Regions from separate parts of the Homo sapiens genome. Here region 2 is linked to region 1. Evidence: chromatin contacts called from ENCODE Hi-C or POLR2A ChIA-PET data. All regions are on one chromosome and are shown on one strand. Each heading gives the region's core, a stretch centred on a gene start or an enhancer-like site at or near the end of the contact. The rest is flanking DNA. Distances are from core to core; before and after follow the strand shown. Region 1 holds the start of XKR8 (XK related 8). Region 2 holds the start of LINC02574 (long intergenic non-protein coding RNA 2574).

What was found. Hi-C counts contacts between places; a loop is a spot of excess contacts on that map. ChIA-PET counts read pairs that join two places held with the same protein, here RNA polymerase II (POLR2A). Pooled maps may share reads with other maps.
Region 2: a loop to region 1 is called in a pooled map, with 6 times the contacts of the local background. The contact joins the promoter of LINC02574 here to the promoter of XKR8 in region 1. A Hi-C loop is called at or near these places in 1 of 168 maps with a recorded cell type or tissue (Ramos) and 6 of 50 pooled maps. POLR2A ChIA-PET finds 5 or more read pairs at or near these places in 2 of 52 experiments (H1 and OCI-LY7).

What each region holds. Positions count from the first base shown.
Region 1 is chr1:27,957,087-27,963,252 of GRCh38, reverse strand. It overlaps XKR8 (XK related 8), which reads right to left and starts at 3,280. Exons shown (of 3, transcript NM_018053.4): 1 at 2,891-3,280. The coding sequence starts at 3,183. SMPDL3B (sphingomyelin phosphodiesterase acid like 3B) reads right to left here. Exons shown (of 8, transcript NM_014474.4): 8 at 4,101-4,777. The coding sequence ends at 4,415. RefSeq lists an enhancer at 2,776-3,339 and a silencer at 3,020-3,409.
Region 2 is chr1:27,661,119-27,666,975 of GRCh38, reverse strand. It overlaps LINC02574 (long intergenic non-protein coding RNA 2574), which reads left to right and starts at 4,254. Exons shown (of 2, transcript NR_151722.1): 1 at 4,254-4,299. IFI6 (interferon alpha inducible protein 6) reads left to right here. Exons shown (of 5, transcript NM_002038.4): 5 at 501-912. The coding sequence ends at 595. RefSeq lists enhancers at 3,607-4,122, 4,192-4,401, 4,123-4,638.

The sequences.
Region 1 (6,166 bases), core at 2,031-4,530:
TTCAGGAGATTGAGACCATCCTGGCTAACATGGTGAAGCCTCGTCTCTACTAATACAAAAAATTAGCTGGGTGTGGTGGTGCGCGCCTGTAGTCCCAGCTACTCAGGAGGCTGAGGCAGGAGAATCTCTTGAATCTGCAAGGCGGAGGTTACAGTGAGCCGAGATCGTGCCACTGCACTCCAGCCTGGCGACAGAACAAGACTCCGTCTCAAAAAAAACAAAAAAGCAAAAATGGGGATCAATACACCTTCTACTCCCGCTGGCTAAGCACTGTCCCAAGCTCATCACAAACCTTGTCCTGTTTACTTCTCACAAAAGCCCATTTTACAGATGGGGAAACAGGATCAAGAAGCTAATAAGGTCTGGGTGCAGTGGCTCGCGCCTGTAATCCCAACATTTTGACAGGCCAAGGCAAGAGGATCACTGGAGGCCAGGAGTTTGAGACCACCCTGGGCAACACAGCAAGCCCCATCTCTACAAAGAATTTTTTTTAATTAGTTGGACGTGGTGGTACAAGCCTGTAGTCCAAGCTACTCAGGAGGCTGACGCAGGAGGACAGCTTGAGCCCAGGAGTTCAAGGCCACTGTGAGCCATGATTGATTGTGCCACTGCACTCCAGCCCAGGCAACAGAGACCCTGCCTCTCTCTCTCTTTTTTTTTTTCTTTTTTTTTGGAGACAGAGTCTACATCTGTCGCTTGTCGCCCAGGCTAGAGTGCAGTGGCACAAACTCGGCTCACTGCAACCTCCACCTCCCAGGTTCAAGCGATTCTCCTGCCTCGGCCTCCAGAGTAGCTGGGATGCTGGGATTACAGGCATGCGCCACCACACCTGGCTAATTTTTGTAGAGATGAGCTTTTGCCATGTTCAGCAGGCTGGTCTCAAACTCCTGACCTCAAGTGATCCACCCACGTCAGCCTCCCAGACTGCTAGGATTACAGGCATGAGCCACCAAGCCTGACCAGACCCTACCTCTTTTTAAAAAACAAACAAAAAATTATAAGCAGCTAATAAGTACTGGAATGAGGATTTGGATCCAAACCTGAATTGGAAAGGCATGCTATAAAGTTGCCTGAGGCAGTAGTTCTCAAACTTTAGTGTGCCCAAGATCTCCTGGGGTCCTGTGGGCAAGAGGACATTTGCCTCTTGGGCACTTCTGGGCACAGGCCAGATGGAATCAGACTCTGCCTTGCCCCGGCCACACAGGGGAGGGGCTGGAGGAGGGTTAGATTGGAAGGAGGGATCCCATTTAAGAGGCTGGCCCTGAGTGGTTAAGGATGGAGATTGGGGCGGAGTTAAGAGAGTCCAGAGTTTGGACAGACAGGTCTGGGGTACCCACTGGCATGAAGAGTAAGTGGAGGATGCACCAAGGACCCTCCACCCAGAACTTTGCTCTCAGTTGCCTATTGGGAGAGAACCCCGTTCACTCATCACAAGCTCATTCACCAGACATGTACTGTCACTTCCCCTGGAAGGACACAAGAACACACTGAGGAGCAGGCAGGCAGGACAGGCTGGGGTTCTCCCTCAGCAGGAGCCTTTGCCTATGGTCCCCAGTGACCTAGCAGGGACCCCTGCCTCGGCCAATTCACAGGCAGGAACAGAGACCCATTTCCAAAGCCAAAGCTAGTACAGTCTGTCTGACTCAAGCTCAGCAGAAATATTGGCCACAAAGATGCATAAGGTAGTTACAGATTCACGGCTCATGGAGGCCTGCCCAGGACTTAACAACTGCACCCCTTCATGCCCACCCGGGGTTTTCTGATGTCTCTATAATCCCTCAGGCAAAACTGCCACATTCAAAGCTCCTCTCTTCCACTCCTGGAGACTCCGTGTGGCTTTGTCAAGGCCAGATCTCAAGAGTTTGTAAAAACGGATTCAAGAGCAGATCCTGGCCCTGGCCACCCCATCCCAACCCACACCACCCTCTGCCCTGACTTTGTCGCATGCCTCTGAGCCTTGGGTTTGTTTTCCCATCTCTACGAGGCTCCACCAGGTCCAAAAAGGAGCAGAATCCACACACATTTTCCAGGACCCAGCCTATGCCCAGCCCTGGCTGGCTCCATGGGCATGGATGAGTCAGAGGCCATCTCTGCCCTCTTGCTGGGTCTGGGGTGGGAAGCCAAGTTTCAGGGGGAAGAATACAACCAGGCAGACAGGGTGAGAGGCGGCCTTTGTGAGGGGCAAGCGCTGTGGTGGGGTCAGGGCTGCTGAAACTCCCAGGGAGGCCCAGGTCAAGAAGCCAGCTGAGGTTGCTGAGTGCTCACTCTGAGCCAGGGCAGTGGACAGATGTCATTTCACTGCATCTTCACCAAACGGGCAGGCGCTATCCCCATCCCAATGGGAACAGCAACCAAACAGCCCCACTGAGAGGTCAGTGACTTCCCAAGGCCCTGCCCATGCTGAAACATGGGATGCTGAACTGAGTCCGCAGCCCCTGCCATTACAGGCCAGGCACTGTGCGAGGCACTTTCTCATTCTTTCGCTCACTCTTCACAACAGGCCTGCCCGTCACACCTGTCTCAGGGTGACTACCTCCTTTCTACGCAGGAGGAAACTGAGGCTCAGAGAAATGCAGAAGTGAGGCGAGAGGGGGCAAAGCCAGAAGTGGATCCCTGAGAGGTCCGACTTCAAAGCCCATGCGCCTCCCTTTCTTCCCTGGGCCTCAGTTTCTTCGCCTGTGCCAGGAAAGCTAGGGCTAGAATGAAGGCAGTCTACCGGGATTCCCTTTCCGTAAAGGGCTGCACGCTCACCTGTAGGCCAGGCGCCCACAGGACTTGGTTCCCTCTCCCAGTCCCCTTCCCGGCATATGGCGTGTCACCTGTACAGGTGACCCAGCTGACGGAGGTGCTGGGCTCCGACACTCCTCCCCTCCCGGGGCGAAGCACTCACCTGTACAGGTAACCCAGCTGCAGGAGATGCAGCAGCGCCAGGCAGCGGCGCGGGGGCTGCGACCCGTGCAGGCCGGCAGGGTCAGCGCGCAGCCAGAGCCAGCTGAAGAGCTGCAGCGCCACGGAGGCCAGGCCCAGCAGCGCCAGCACCAGCGCCGCCCACAGGTAGCGGCCGCCGAGCGCATACTGGACGGCGGCCCACAGGTCGGTGCCCAGGTCGAGCAGGAAGGCGGCGGTGCCCAGCACGCCCAGGACCAGGTCCCGAAGGAGGGCGCCGCGGGACGACCAGGGCATGGCCCGCCGGCCTCCGCCCTCTCCTGCTCCTCCGCGGTTGGGGCCTGCCCTCAGGGCCCGGGGTTGCCGAGGCAGGAAGGAGGTGGGCGCAGCCCTCGGGGCGGCCCGGGGCCTGGGCCTGGTGGGCGGGACTTCCCCGTCCCGCCCCGTCCGGGGAGGAGCGAGGCCCGCGGTTGTCCCAGGTCCTCCGCCCGAACCCCAGCTAAAAGCCGCTCGATGCTCTGCTCCCGCCGCCAGCCCAGGGGTCCACCGACCCAGCCCAGCCAAGCCCGCTAGGCCTGAAGACCGACTGCCCTTCGCTTCGCAGGCTTCAAATGGCCTAGTTTTACCTTTGAGGCGCCCGGAGGCCCAAGAAAGCGAGAGGGCGGGGAGACTAGAGCCTGGACCAGGGCTGCGATCCCTCACACCTGTATTGTTGCAAAACAAAACGAAACGCAAAGGCACATTCTAATCCCTAAGTGCGAGACTTTGCAACAACGCGTGCGCCTCGATCCAGGGATACCCGGAGAGCACGGGGCCGCTGGGTTCACGCCAGCGATCCGAGTCGGGGGAGGGCGGGCGTTAGGTTCCTGCAAATGAGTTAACCTCATTTCCATACGGAAGGGAATAGAGGCCGGGCGCGGTGACTCACGCCTGTAATCCCAACACTTTGGGAGGCCCAGGCGGGCGGATCACCTGAGGTCAGGAGTTCGAGACCAGCCTGGCAAACATGGCGAAACCCCGTCTCTACTAAAAATACAAATTAGTCGGGCGTGTTGGCGCGCGCCTGTAGTCCCAGCTAGGAGGCTGAGGCAGGAGAATCGCTTGAACCCGGGAGGCAGAGGTTGCAGAGAGCCGAGATAGCGCCACTGCACTCCGGCCTGGGCGACAGAGCGAGACTCCGTCTCAAAAGAAAAGAAAAGGAACACAACACAGAATCAAACGCATGATGAGCTTTGTTTTGTGAGTTAAACATAATACGCAAAAGAAGTATGCTTGTAGGGGGGTCTTGGGTCGTCATTTCTTTTCTGTTTCTGGTTTGTTTTTGGAGAGAGTCTGGCTTTGTCACCCAGGCTGGAGTGCAGTGGCGCGATCACGGATGGCTGCAGCTCCTGGGGCTTCGCTTCCTGATTCGGTTGTCCTATTTCAGTTCACTCCTCAGGCGCGGAGGAAATGGTGGAAGGCCCAGCTCTGGGTGATCCTGGGCGCTGCCCCCGTTACCCGTTACCAGGAAGAAGGTGAGCCTGGCAGGTCACAGCACGAGCGTGCACAGGCCCAGCAGGGCCATCAGCAGCAGCGGGAGCTGGGGCACGGGCGTGGTGCCAGAGGCATACAGACAGGTGGTGTAAGCGTCAATGTCCACCTGGCGCATGGCACACACGTGCTGCATGCTGCAGGCCTCGTCGCAGACCCCAGCAGAGTAGCTGACTGAGTTATAGACGTAGTAGCGCTGCAGTGTGCTCTGGTCGCCAGCGATGCGGTCCAGCACTGTGTGCATGGAGTGGGCGCTGGCGTCCGGCACCCCATAGGCCTCGGTCAGCTGGTACTCGAGCTCCCAGCGCGGCGTCCCCTGAGCATTCGCCTGGCTCAGGTTCATGAAGTAGGTCACCATGTCCTGGAAAAAGGGTTTGGGGTAGACCGGCTGTGAGCAGTTGTCTGCTTCCATCCCCATCCTGCACCTTGCATTTGCCCCCAAGTTCTTTAGAGCAGTGACCATGACCACTAGTAGTTATTGAGCACTTAGCTGTGCACCCATTGTGCTTGGCAGACATCCTCTGAATCGAATGAGGTAACTGCGCTTATTACCTAGGTTTCACAAATGAGGAAACTGAGGCCTAAAGAGGTTAATTCACTTGGCCAGGGTCATACAGGTATTCATACAGGTATTCAGTGGTAGCAGGATTGGACCCCAGGTTTACCCCAGGTCCCACCATGCTAGGGTACACATAGAAGACGCTCAGTAAATATTTACATAATGAATAGATAAAAGCAACATAAAAAGAGCAACACTAAGCATGAGAGAGATTATGAACTGTAGACTCCTAGGACCCAGGTGCATGTTCACGGCTAGACTCTGCAGGGTTCATCAGTCCAGCGGGTTCCAGGTACATTTATGAACCTGCTTCAGGCCACTGCAGACGGGGTAAGAGGAGCTGCCCGTATGCATGGCCACTCTGTGCCAGGAACATTCCATTATTTCATGTAGTCCTCCTCAAACCCTGCGAGGTTCTGTTACTCCCATTTTACAGATGAAGCAAGTGAGGCACAGAGGTCAAAAGATCAAAAAGCTTATGAGTGGTGGAGCCAGGATTCAAGCTCAGGGCTGACTCCCTCCCTGAGGAGAATGGAGGGCCTGTTAGGGGGTGATGGTGCAGCCTGCCATTCCCCTTGCTCAGACCCTTGGAGTGCCCATGTGGACAACAGGCCACTCTTTAAACCCCTCAGACCTCTTCTTAATCTACCTTTACTAGAATCAAGGACCTGGGTTAGCTCATGCAGTCGTTGGCTTTAAATGTCCTCTCTCCACTCCCAGATCACATCTCTATCCTCACCTCTTCAAGCTCCAACTTGCCCCTTCCCTGTCCACTTTCACTTGATGCCATTTAGCCCTCCCAAAGGTAACAGGTCCAAAACAAGACCTCTGACTGACCCTCCGAAGCCTGATCACCCTGCCACTTATCTCAGTAATCGGCAGCCACAGCCTACCGTTGCACAGGCCAAGAGCCTTGGAAGCCTCCTGGATTCGTCCCTTTTTCTCACAGCTCATATCCACTCTAGCAAATCCTGCATCCAGAATTCATCTGGGACCTGGCACTTTTCACCATCTCACTGCCTCCACCCTGGGCAAGCTACTATCCTGTCATCTGGGATTTGTCCTTCCCTCCAAACGGCCTCACTGCTCCCCCACCTGCCCCTACAGCCTGTTCCCTGCACAGCAGACATGATGATTCCATAAAATTATAAGTCACAGGATTTCATTCTTCTGCGCAAAACCCTCCAAATC
Region 2 (5,857 bases), core at 3,005-5,504, 300 kb after region 1:
ATCTTCTCTTCTCTCAATTCTGAATGGCAAAAGCCCAAAGAACCAGCCCAAAAGAAGAGAGCCCTGCTCAGACGGGGCCACACCCCTGCAATGGGAGGGGAAGAGTGTGGGCGAGCCCAGGGACACCTCTGGGCTATCAGCTAGTTGTCCTCTCACATGGCACATAGCTGTGACAAGATGAAATGATCCCTGGCTTGTGAACCCCCCACACCCACACAGGGCTCCACGAAGGTGGCTGTTAGCATGATTAATAACATGGCGTTTCCATGGCAGACATCAGGTGAAGGAGCCATTATTTTTGCCTTTTTCATCACTGAAACACATCTCTGATTTGGGATGTCAAGGCAATGGGACTCACTTTGTAGTAGTGCCATCCCCTCTCAGGGCCTCTGTTTCTCCATCTAGACATAAGGGGTTGGACTCAACCAATGGTTTCCAGACATTTGGATTCCCAGGCCTGGCACTTGGGCCCCAGTGACTCATCTGTGTTTGCTTTACAGGGGCTGGTGGCAGCAGCGTCGTCATAGGTAATATTGGTGCCCTGATGGGCTACGCCACCCACAAGTATCTCGATAGTGAGGAGGATGAGGAGTAGCCAGCAGCTCCCAGAACCTCTTCTTCCTTCTTGGCCTAACTCTTCCAGTTAGGATCTAGAACTTTGCCTTTTTTTTTTTTTTTTTTTTTTTGAGATGGGTTCTCACTATATTGTCCAGGCTAGAGTGCAGTGGCTATTCACAGATGCGAACATAGTACACTGCAGCCTCCAACTCCTAGCCTCAAGTGATCCTCCTGTCTCAACCTCCCAAGTAGGATTACAAGCATGCGCCGACGATGCCCAGAATCCAGAACTTTGTCTATCACTCTCCCCAACAACCTAGATGTGAAAACAGAATAAACTTCACCCAGAAAACACTTTGTCCTGCTGTCAATCATGTTTGCAGTGAGAAGCCCAAAACAATCTGGCTCTGGCCTGCACCATCCACACACCCCCATTCCCATTTTCCCCTCGAGTCAACCACAGCTCCTGGAACACAACCAGTTGATTTTGTTTCTGGGCCTTAGCACATGTTGGTCTCTACCTGGATGCCTTCAGAAGCTCATCTGCCTGAAAAACTCCCTTCCATCCTTCCAGACTCAGTTCAGACATCCCCTCCTCTGGACTCCTGCCTAGCAGGTCCTCCTGTATAAATGGACAGGCTTGATTCCACAGGGTGCTTGGGGAGGCAGAACTCAGTTTGTTCTCACTGAGAGAAGCTTCCAGGTACTTCTCTGATTAGGCAGAGATGGAGAAGCCAGGTCTCCGTTCTCTCAAGAAGCGCTAGTGATCACCCTCAGATGGAGAATAAAGGCCAGCCCTTCGCTCTGGGGAAAGGGCGTAACAGCAGCTTTTCGAGGGCTCGGCAAGGTCCCCCTTTCCTCATAGGACTCTGGGGATAGGGAGAACAGTTTGCATATGGAATTCACAGCCCTTCTGAATAGGAAGGAGAAGACAACCCAAGCACATAGGAAGCATTCCGTAAATGTCAGTTATGATTGATGAAGGACTTGCATAAAACAAAGAGGGAACAGCCAAGTGACAACCAGGAATTAGCTCATCTGACTTTGGAGTCAGGGTTTACTCTCTGGGGCTCACAGACCATATTCTTCCTTTCTTCCAAAGTTGGCACCAAACTAGGGTCTCTGCCCTTAGAAGAAGCCCCCTCCACTTATTCCCTTGGACAACATCAAGGCCAGAGAGATGGGCAGCCCTGCCCCAGGATTTTAGATCTGAGGCCTCAGCAGTCCTCAGGCTGAATGACACTGGAAATGACCAGTTCTTTATGGGAGACTCCACCTTCCCCAGGATCCCTTGGGACCGGCCTGCGCAGGATAACTCCTTGCCTTCATTCTGTAAGTGATGGCAGGGGCAAAGGACACCACAGCGGATGGGACCCAGTTCCTACCTACTTGAGGCTCACGATGCACAAATGAGGACCCCACCTTTTCCTTCCCTGTCACCACCTCCCCGCCCCCATCTCCTTTCACCCACCCTCACCCTTGCCAGGGACCACAATCCTTGCCAGGGACCACAATCATCCTATCTGCAAAGCCTGTGGCAGAAGGGTGAACACACACCAGAATTCACCATCGCGAGTCGAGAGATGCTCAACACACTTTTAATTAATTATTTTTCTTGAGACAGAGTCTCACTCTGCTGCGCAGGCTGGAGTGCAGTGGCGTGATCTTGGCTCACTGCAGCTTCTGCCTCCCAGGTTCAAGCGATTCTCCTGCCTCAGTCTCCCAAGTAGCTGGGATTACAGACACCTGCCACCGCCCCCAGCTAATTTTTGTAGTTTTAGTACAGAAGGGGTTTCGCCACATTGGCCAAGTTAGTTTTGAACTCCTGACCTCAGGTGATCCGCCTGAGGATCACTCCCAAAGTGCTTGGATTACAGGCGTGAGCCACCGCACCTGGCCTCAATGCACTTTTAGATGCCTCCCTGGCAGCAACCTTCAGAGAGACACATGGCTGTGTCCCCGCCCAGCTCCAGGGCTGAGTCACCTCAGACAAGTTAAGTACTCTCTTGGGGTCCCAGCTTCCTTGTTTTTGTTGTTGTTGTTTGAGACGAAGAATCTTGCTCTGTCGCCCAGGCTGGAGTGCAGTGGTGAGATCTCAGCTCACTGCAACCTCCACCTCCTGGGTTCAAGCAATTCTTGTGCCTCGGCCTCTCAAGTAGCTGGGATTATAGGTGTGTGCCACCACGCCCGGCTAATTTTTGTATTTTTAGTAGAGACGGGGTTTCACCATGTTGGCTAGGCTGGTCTCGAACTCCTGACCTCAAGTGATCTGCCCACCTCGACCTCCAAAAGTGCAGGGATTACAGGCGTGATCCACTGCACTCGGCCTTCTTTGTTTTCAAAACTAGGGCTGGGGGTGTTACATATTGTGGTCTCCAGGGCTTCCTCCTCTAAAACATCTGCTGAGCCTGAAGCGCATGCTTCTGAGTCCCCTCAGCCTTGTCAGATCCTGGCTTTCTGAGGATGAATTTTATTTTTGGAAGCAGCCAAAAGCCACTCTGTAGTGCCAACTTTGGTGACTAAAGTGGGTGACGGTGCGGGGCGATACCATGTTTGGTCACAAATGAGGGTAACTAGAAACTAGCAGGGCTTGTCTCTACTAAAAATACAAAAATTAGCCGGGTGTGGTGGCGGGCGCCTGTAGTCCCAGTTACTCGGGAGGCTGAGGCAGGAGAATCGCTTGAACCCAGGAGGTGGAGGTTGCAGTGAGCCAAGATCACCCCATTGCACTCCAGCCTGGGCGACAGAGTGAGACTCCGTCTCCAAAAAAAAAAAAAAAAAGAGTCCAAAAATAGATCCCATCTCTGACTGCCAATGTAGAGGTTCTCTGTCCTCATCACTTTTCTCTGGACCTGTTTCCCAGATTGTAAAATGGGGAAGGGAAGGAGTTGAACTCTCGTCCAGACCTAGAATGTCTTTCTCCAGTGCTCAAGTTAGGAGCGTCTTGCTCTTAAATAAAATACTTTAGGGATTTCCTTGTTCTTTAAGGGCCTTCCAGGTCCCCCATACCCTTGAATCACCACTCTCCCGGCAGGGGCTCTCACAATTTCATGGTGCTATGTGCGGATCTGACCACCAGGTGGCAGTACAGTCCTATCTTGGACTCCATCAGCCCTCATCAGCCTTTAGCAGCTCCACGATTACCAACAGCCCTCTCTGGGGCAGGCAACCAGGGTTAAATAGAGACGGAAATGAATAGACCTCGCCCCTGCTCAGCAGCAGGAGCTACTGAAGCTCACAAGAGTGGTCCATCAGAGAATCCCTCCAGGGCCCACCTCCTCTTCCCTTCAAGTCCTCAGTCCTACAACTTGGGGATCTCCAAACTCCTGTAGTCAGGTCTCACCTCCAGGCTCACTGCCTGCGCTCCCAGACCCAAGTCACAAGGATGAAAGTTAACGAGAGGAGCACACCACACGCACTTCTTGGCTGGGCAGCAGAGGGGGATGCTGGGAACTGGGCATCACTAGATTCTGCCTGGAAAGGGGGGTCTGGGCCAGCCGAGGGTCTGGGGCAACAGTAGCTGGAGGCTGCCGAGGCAGGGGAGGCCTGTGGCTTCCTGTGAAGAACAGAGGAGCCACTTCCTTTAAGCAGATGGCTGGGGGAGGGGTGGAAGATGAGGGAGCATAGGCTTCCTGGCTTAGCGGGCGGAAAAGGGGTCCCAGGAAGGCCCCATGAACAGGTCCAGAGCAGCCTTCTCTTTCCCTCTTTCTGGGTCTCCATGGAACAGACAGCTGAGACAAGGTAAGGTCACACTTGTGAAGTTCTGTGCCGTGAAGCCACAGAAAGGATAGTCAGGTTAGGGAACAGGCTCATCTGTAGAGGCCAGTAAAGAAATGGAGCCTTGGTTATTCCAAAAAGCAAGTCCAAGCACCTACCCCCCAGTATCCAAGTCCCAGTCCCCAGCCTCAGAACCCAGTCCCAGAAATCCAGCCCCCATTTCCCCGCTCCAAGCACCAGTTCCCAGAGAAACGTCCAGTGCCAAGTCAGAAGCTGGCAGAGGCCCACTGGTTCATTATCTGTGTGAACAAATGGCATGGGCCCACAGGAGAGATTTTTTTTTTTTTTTGAGACAGGGTCTTGCTCTGTCGCCCAGGCTGGAGTGCAGTAGCACAATCACGGCTCACTGCAGCCTTGACCTCCTGGGCTCAAGTGATCCTCCCACCTTAGCCTCCCAATTGGGACCACAGGCATGGACCACCACATCCAGCTAGTTTTTTTTTTTTTTTTTTTTTTTTAGATGGAGTTTCGCTCTGTCACCCAGGCTGGAGGGCAATGGTGCAATGGTGCGATCTCGGCTCACTGCAACCTCCACCTCCCGGGTTCAAGCGAGTCTCCTGCCTCAGCCTCCCGAGTAGCTGGGATTACTGGTGCGTGCCACCATGCCCGGCTAATATTTGTATGTTTAGTAGCTACGGGGTTTCGCCATGTTGGCCAGGCTGGTCTTGAACTCCTGACTTTAGGTGATCTGCCTGCCTCAGCCTGACCACAAATTCTTGATGAACCAGTAGAGCTTGCCTCCCAGCACCCACAGCTACCAGGGCACAGCGTGGTTTAACTGCTCCAGGTTCTGATCTGCAGAAGGGGTAGGGGTCTTCACTCAGCCATGATCACTATCCTTGGAACCCACCAAACTAAGCCCATTTCTCCTTCAGTCTTTCACACTTGGGCCAAAGACACCTCCAGGCATGCCGGTGCCTAGGCCAGACACCTTCCCAAAGGCTTTTCCCCCTAACTTTTCAGTGATGGCTCCTTCTGCACTCTTTGGTCTTCACTCAAATGTCACCTCCTCAGAGAAGCCCTCCCTGACCACCTACTTTAAAATTGCCTCCTTGTTTCTCTCTACCATAGTAATTGCCAACTTGTCTGCCCCTTGGAATCATCTGAGAGCTTAAAATTGTATGGATACCTGTGTCTCACTCACGGTGTGGGAACAGCTTGCTCTCCATGTCACTCTTTTAATTTTCTGTATAAAGCCAGTAAAGACATAGAGTCTTGGTGACTCCAAGAAGTAGGCCCGGGTACCCAACCCCAAGTACCCAAGTCCCAGTCCTCAGCCTCAGAGCCCAGCTCCAAACACCCAGGTCCAAAGTTTTACATATATTAACTCTTTTCATCCTTACAATAATTCTCTCGGGTGTTCTTAGGATCCGCATTTTACAGATGAAGAGATCAAGGTACAGAGAGGTTAAATAATTTCCCTAAGGCAAGCAGCTAGCAAGTGACAGGACAAGGATTTGAACCCAGAGAGTCTGCCTCTGTAGAACAGTGCCTGGCATCTAGAGGGGCTCAATAAATAATT